Linked DNA regions of Mus musculus: region 1 is linked to region 2. Evidence: chromatin loops called from intact Hi-C (ENCODE). Cell type or tissue: heart. All regions are shown on one strand. Each heading gives the region's core, and the rest is flanking DNA. Links, peaks and the distances in the headings are about the cores only.

What was found. Hi-C counts contacts between places; a loop is a spot of excess contacts. Peaks named below come from ENCODE experiments on the same cell type or tissue, not always from the same donor. Only the 100,000 strongest peaks of a DNase experiment are listed, where the experiment ranks them.
Region 1: a loop joins it to region 2, with 2.1 times the contacts of the local background. A loop is called at or near these places in 13 of 42 quality-filtered maps.

What each region holds. Positions count from the first base shown.
Region 1 is chr7:92,831,396-92,834,306 of GRCm38, reverse strand. All of the region lies in intron 4 of Rab30 (RAB30, member RAS oncogene family), which reads right to left. Among named protein-coding and RNA genes, the nearest start is that of Ddias, 41 kb to the left of the region's middle. In heart, for the core only: no CTCF peak of the experiment used is centred there; no DNase peak of the experiment used is centred there.
Region 2 is chr7:92,740,315-92,743,225 of GRCm38, reverse strand. It overlaps Rab30 (RAB30, member RAS oncogene family), which reads right to left and starts at 1,512. Exons shown (of 5, transcript NM_029494.2): 1 at 1,384-1,512. It overlaps 4632427E13Rik (RIKEN cDNA 4632427E13 gene), which reads left to right and starts at 1,767. Exons shown (of 2, transcript NR_015510.1): 1 at 1,767-2,164; 2 at 2,250-2,520. In heart, for the core only: a CTCF peak has its summit at 1,690; a DNase peak (open chromatin) is centred at 1,605; H3K4me3 peaks cover 2,500 bases; H3K27ac peaks cover 2,068 bases.

The sequences.
Region 1 (2,911 bases), core at 284-2,783, 91 kb before region 2:
ACACTTGCATACATATCACACACTTGCATACATATCACACACTTGCATACATATCACACACTTGCATACATATCAGCTTTTAATACAAAAAGTTTAGAAATGGTGACCTACAAGTAAAGATGATTCCAACACTGAGGCTGGGGTCCCTAACTATAATCTTCACATTAGAAAGAAAGATCACCTCTTAAAGACATTGTCAGCTGTAGGTGTGGGGCATTAAATGGTATGCCTGAATATTTGCCGTATCAGAGAGCGGGAAAACTGTTGCAAAGATGCCTGGAGTAATCCTAAAGGATTTGGGAGCTTATCTGAAGACGCTTCCCATGTCAATGACGAAATAATAGGAACTTGGGCAGTAATAACTGCACAGGATTAAAACACACTGAATGAACATTTAAGTCCAGAAGTCCACAGCATATTAAAAATACAAGTGAGCCGGCCGTGGTGGCGCACGCCTTTAATCCCAGCACTCGGGAGGCAGAGGCAGGCGGATTTCTGAGTTCGAGGCCAGCCTGGTCTACAAAGTGAAGTCCAGGACAGTCAGGGCTATACAGAGAAACCCTGTCTCGAAAAACCAAAAAAAAAAAAAAAAAAAATACAAGTGAGACAGGTGTGGTGGTGCATGCCTTTAATCCTAGCATTCAAGAGGCAGAGGGAGATGTATATCTGTAAGTTACAATTCCAGCTCACACTACAAAGTGAGTCCAAGATAGCCAGGGCTCTCTGTTACACAGGGAAATTCTGTCTCAAACAAACAAACAAACCAAAAAACAAAACCAAACAAAAAACACCACTAGACGAATGAATTTTAATGGTTAATTTTGGAAGATCCTAAGAAAGCAACTCATTACATTGGAAATGACTGAACAAAAAGGGAATAAAAGGCCAGTCATAGTGATGTGCACTTTTAATCCTTGCCCTAGTGGGGCAGAGGCAGGCAGATCTCTGAGTTCAAGGCCAGTCTGGTCTACAGACGCTAAGTGTCCATGACCCCAGCTGGCTTTGGCTGGCAATAAAGAATTGCTTTACAGCCAAATGGCTAGGTAGGTAGATAGAGCAGGGACTTTTGTATTCCACAGGCAAGGGACCTAGGGAAGAAGGAGAGGAAAATCACCATGATTCGGAGGCAAATGGAGCAGATGTAAGAGCTGTAGAAGAGAAATGAGCCAGCAATGTAGGTGGAAAGGGAAAGCGGCCCTATGAGGAGGCTGCCCAGAAGGTAACAGGGCAGCAAAGATAAAATAGAGATTTAGAAGGTGTTAAGCCAGGAATACCAGAGGGTACTATGTGCTAGCCATGGGGAGGTTTAGAAATGCCCAACTACTGAGCTAGTCAAGGCATATCAAAATTAGCTAATGTGCATGCGTGTGTCTGTCTGTCTGTCTGTCTGTCTGCCCGCCTTTTATTTGTGAATCCAGAGCTCTTGGGTGGGTACAGAGTGCATGCAGGAGCCAAAGAGCCAAAGTGGATTAACTATTCACTGCTACAGGGCTCACAACCAAAAATATATGCGATTTCATCTTATACACATCAGAATGACTGAGATCAGGAAACCAAGTGACAGCTCACGCTGGCCAGGGGGAGGAAAGGGAACACTCATCTACTTCTGGTGGAAGTGCAAATTTGTACAACCACTGTGGGAATCAGGGTGGTTCCTCAGGAAGATGGGAGTCATTCCTTCCAAGACCCAGCTATACTACTCACTCTTGGGCATACACCCAAAAACCACGTCATCCAACCACAACACGGACAGTTGCTCAACCATTCGCTGTTGTCATGATAGCCAGAAAAGGGAAACCTAGATGTCCGTCAACAGAAGAATGGATAAAGAAAATGTGGTACATTTGCACAATCGAGTAAAACAAAATGAAATTAAGAAATTCACAGGTAGATGGCTGGAACTAGAAAAAAAAGTCATTCTAAGTGAGATATCCCAAATCCAAAAAAAGCAAATATGTTTATGCATTCACTTACATGGGGATATTAGGTATTAAGTCAGTGATAACCAAGCTACAATTTAAAGAGTCGCAGAAGTTAGATATAAAGTAAGGGTTTAGAGGGGACAGTTTAAATAGCAGAAATGGTTATGAGGAGAGACAGCTAAAATTAAGGGCCAACTGAGGGGTAGTATGGAAAATTAACACGAAGAAGCTTCCTAAGACATAAACAGAAGTGAAGGCAATCTAAATGAAATCTCCAAAGAGAGAAGAAGAGTCCCCAACTGATCATCTCTTGTTAGTAAATGAAGTTTCCATTACTGGGATTGCGTTACATCTCCTTGAGTTGTTGGCCAAAGGGACCCCATAGGATCCCCCAAACAACCTTGGTTTTTGCCAAGACTATAGGTTGCTCTCCACAAACTGACAGCAAGGCCCCATTGCAGAAGACAATACCTATACAACTCACTAAGCATAGAGAAGTCAAGCTGGTGCCTACATTGAGCATTCATCCCTGTGGTCTAGTTAGTGTCTTTGGTACACTGGTTGATGTCTTTCTGTACACTACCAAAAGAGAATGTGAACACCAAGCTAGCCACAAAGTCTTAGATCTACAATGCTGTCCTGCCTACAGGATATACTAGGGCAATAGTAGCACAAAGCTTGTGGAAGTAACCAACTAATAACTGATTTGACTTAAGGCCCACTCAACAAGATTGCACTCATACCAACACTACTTGGGAGTCCAAGAACCAGAGAATGGATAGCCCGGAGACCTAAGGTAAAACCAAATACTACTGTTGTTTAAAGGAAATAAAAACGTAGCAATAAAATTACTCTTAATAACAATCTGCTACACTCATAGATCATATCAGGACCTTGCTCAGCTATAATCAGAGAAGCTCCCTCCTGCAGCAGATGGGAACAAATACAGAGATCACAACAAGACATTATGCAGAGTGAGAGACCTTGGA
Region 2 (2,911 bases), core at 269-2,768:
CAATTAAAAATGAATAAAATTGGTTCCCAGAAGCGAAAGACAGACAGTAAATGACTTTTCCTCTAAAGCTGGCAGAGGCTGTGAAAAAAGCTTTAGCCTTTTGGAGTTAAGCAAATACTCTGGCGGTTCTCCTTCTTTTGACATTCCTAAAGGGGGTGTGGTTGACCCAAAGTCCATTCATTTCCAAGGTTGTATATCTCTCAGCTAAGACTGGCCCCATCTGTTCCGGAGCCAGCCAGCTGTTTATCTCAAAGGAACATATTTATTGCAGCGTTCATCCCTGTAACTCTTAAGAGGAGAGCCAGCATCATACAAGTCAGAATGTTGCCTGCCTTATTAAACGTGTCAGTTCGTTGGAAAACAAAATTCAAACAAACAGCACACTACCACGCTCCCTAGTTTCCCAGGTCAGGTTCTCTGTCCTTGGATACCTTTCATTAAAGTCCAGTAACGGGGTGACACAACATTCAACTTTTCCTTCCCCTAAAGTGTTAAAAAGAAAAAGAACAAGAAAGCACCCAGGTTCCTAATCGATTCCGTCTGCAAACCGTTATTTCTGAGTGGAGACTAAGCCTCAGAAACGGCAGCTTGTTACAGTACCATTGTCAGTGGCAAGAGCCTATCGCGATGTAATTTAAAACACTCACACAAGCACAAATTCTACTTCCAAACCATCCCGAATCCCGCAGTCGGGAGAACACAAAAAAATGAAAACGCTTAACAAAAATGCAGCTTCTAGCAGCCGAAGAGATCCTTCCCTAGACACGTGAAATATTTCTGACTGGCACGGAGTGCACCATTAAAGGACACTGTCACCTCAAATCAGCAGGAAAAGGCGAGACAAACGACACAAACATACAAACATAAAATAAAGCCCTACGAAACTTAAGCGACTCAAGAGAAACCTGCTCATCTTAAAAATAGTGTGTGCTAGTCCAAGCGACACAAATGTTCTCAAGAAGTACGGCCACATTAAATTACTGTCTCCATTTCTCCCCACACATCACCCTTTCCCACTCAAACCTCAGCACTGGGGTCGTGGAATGACAGGACTGCAGTCCCCCACCTTTGCCCTCCTCGTGTTTTCCAAGTGCACTTCCCAACATCCTTCCCAGCCCAGCCCCCTCTCCTAGCCTTAAAAAGGTTAAAGGGAGTTGAAGCAAGGAAATTGGCAGGCACCAGTCCTCTGGCGGGGGCAGGTTGCAGGAGTTGTTCTTTGCAGTGACCCAAATTGCACAGAGCTATTTAGCTCTTAGCAGCGCCGGTGAGAACCTCCCGAATCCATACCCCCATTCCCGGCCCCATCTTCTCAAAAGAAAGCCTTGAGAACTAAGCGGGAGGGATAACTTGGGAAAACGATTTGAATAAATCACTTCAACTCACCTGGTTTGGGATTTTTCTCCCCACCCCAGGCATAAAAAGAAATGATATACGAATGAGTCACGCACGCAAGAGAAGGTGCTGCGGTGTCCTAAGTCCAAGGACTGGAGTCAGTCCCTGCCCTGGTCCTGCTGCTACTCAGGGCTCAGCTGGAGCGAGCGGCAATAGCGAGCCCAGCAGCAGCAGCGGGGGGGCGGGGGGTGGATAGACCGTAGCACAATGAATGCAGTAGGGTTTTGCAATGACATCATCCCTCTGTCCGAGCGGCCCCAATAGCCATGCTCCAGAGCTGTGCACTCTGGGATCTGTAGTCCTTTGAAGTCCGGGAGCGACGTAGAGGCTACAGCTGGAACTACAATACCCAGGATGCTCTGGTCAGAGCGCCCAGAGAAGAACTGGACCGGCCGCCATGTTGGAGCCCTGGAGCTGCGGCGAGCCGAGGTTTCGAGGGGCTCGTGGAGCCGAAAGGTGGCATGGTGAGAATGGTGAGGCTAGGATGTAGAACTTGATAGCCTCGCGCACCGGCTAGGACTGAACGGAGGCTACACTGGGGACCTTCAGGGCTGTCGAGCCAGAAATGCCATCGCGAGTCGGAGTGAACCGCAACCCGCTGGGGTTGCACAAGGCCTCGCCACCCCGGGACACAGGGAGTCGCTTTACTGAGCGTGGAGAAACCCTTAGACTTCCTGGGGAGACTCTCTGGGCAAAATGTGTCTTTGTTGTGGTGTGGGGACTCGGGACGACGGGCCTCGCGCCTGTAAGACGAAAAGCTCGCGTGCACCCTGTGAGTGGAGCTAAACCTAGGTTATTTTTATTTATTTATTTTTTGCCTTGTCATTTTTCTTAATCCCTCATGATCATTTCCTCAGGTGTCAGACCCCTGCTCCCACCACTGAATTTTCGTTCGGTCGTGAATTGCAAAGGGCCTCAAAGAAATCCTTTGCTAGATAATGTGATCGCGAAGGGTTGTGGAGCTTGGCCCTGAAACTGACAAAGGAAGGATCTACCAAAAGAAGTTAGCACCTAACCTTTCTTACCCCACCAGCGAACGTAAACGACATTGAAAAGGGACTGCAAGTGAGCAGTCTTTCTCGACTAACGCTAAATGAACTGTGCTAAAATACTGCGTATATTCGAAGTTGATAACTGTGGAAAACTTCCCTTTTCTTTTGTTACCTATATTGTGCAAAATAATGTGTTTTGTTGTGACATCTTCGTGCAGATAACGTTAGTTAACACATCATCCCCTTCCCTTAACCACTTGGTACCCTTACCGATGAAAATACATTCAGAATACTTAAAGAACTTTTGAGCCTATTTGCTCAGCATCTCAACACCTTTTCTCCAGTAACTCAAACAGTACTGTGTGTTTGTTTTTCAGGTTCTGAAGTTCACTATAGAAAGATGCCAAAAGACCTACTGAGGGTCTCTGAAAAGTTAAAAATGCTGATATGCGTAATTTGAGTGTTTTATTTTTCCCCTCCTGAGCTTTTCGAAGGAGATGGCTAGCTCGGTGGTGAGGATTCCCACA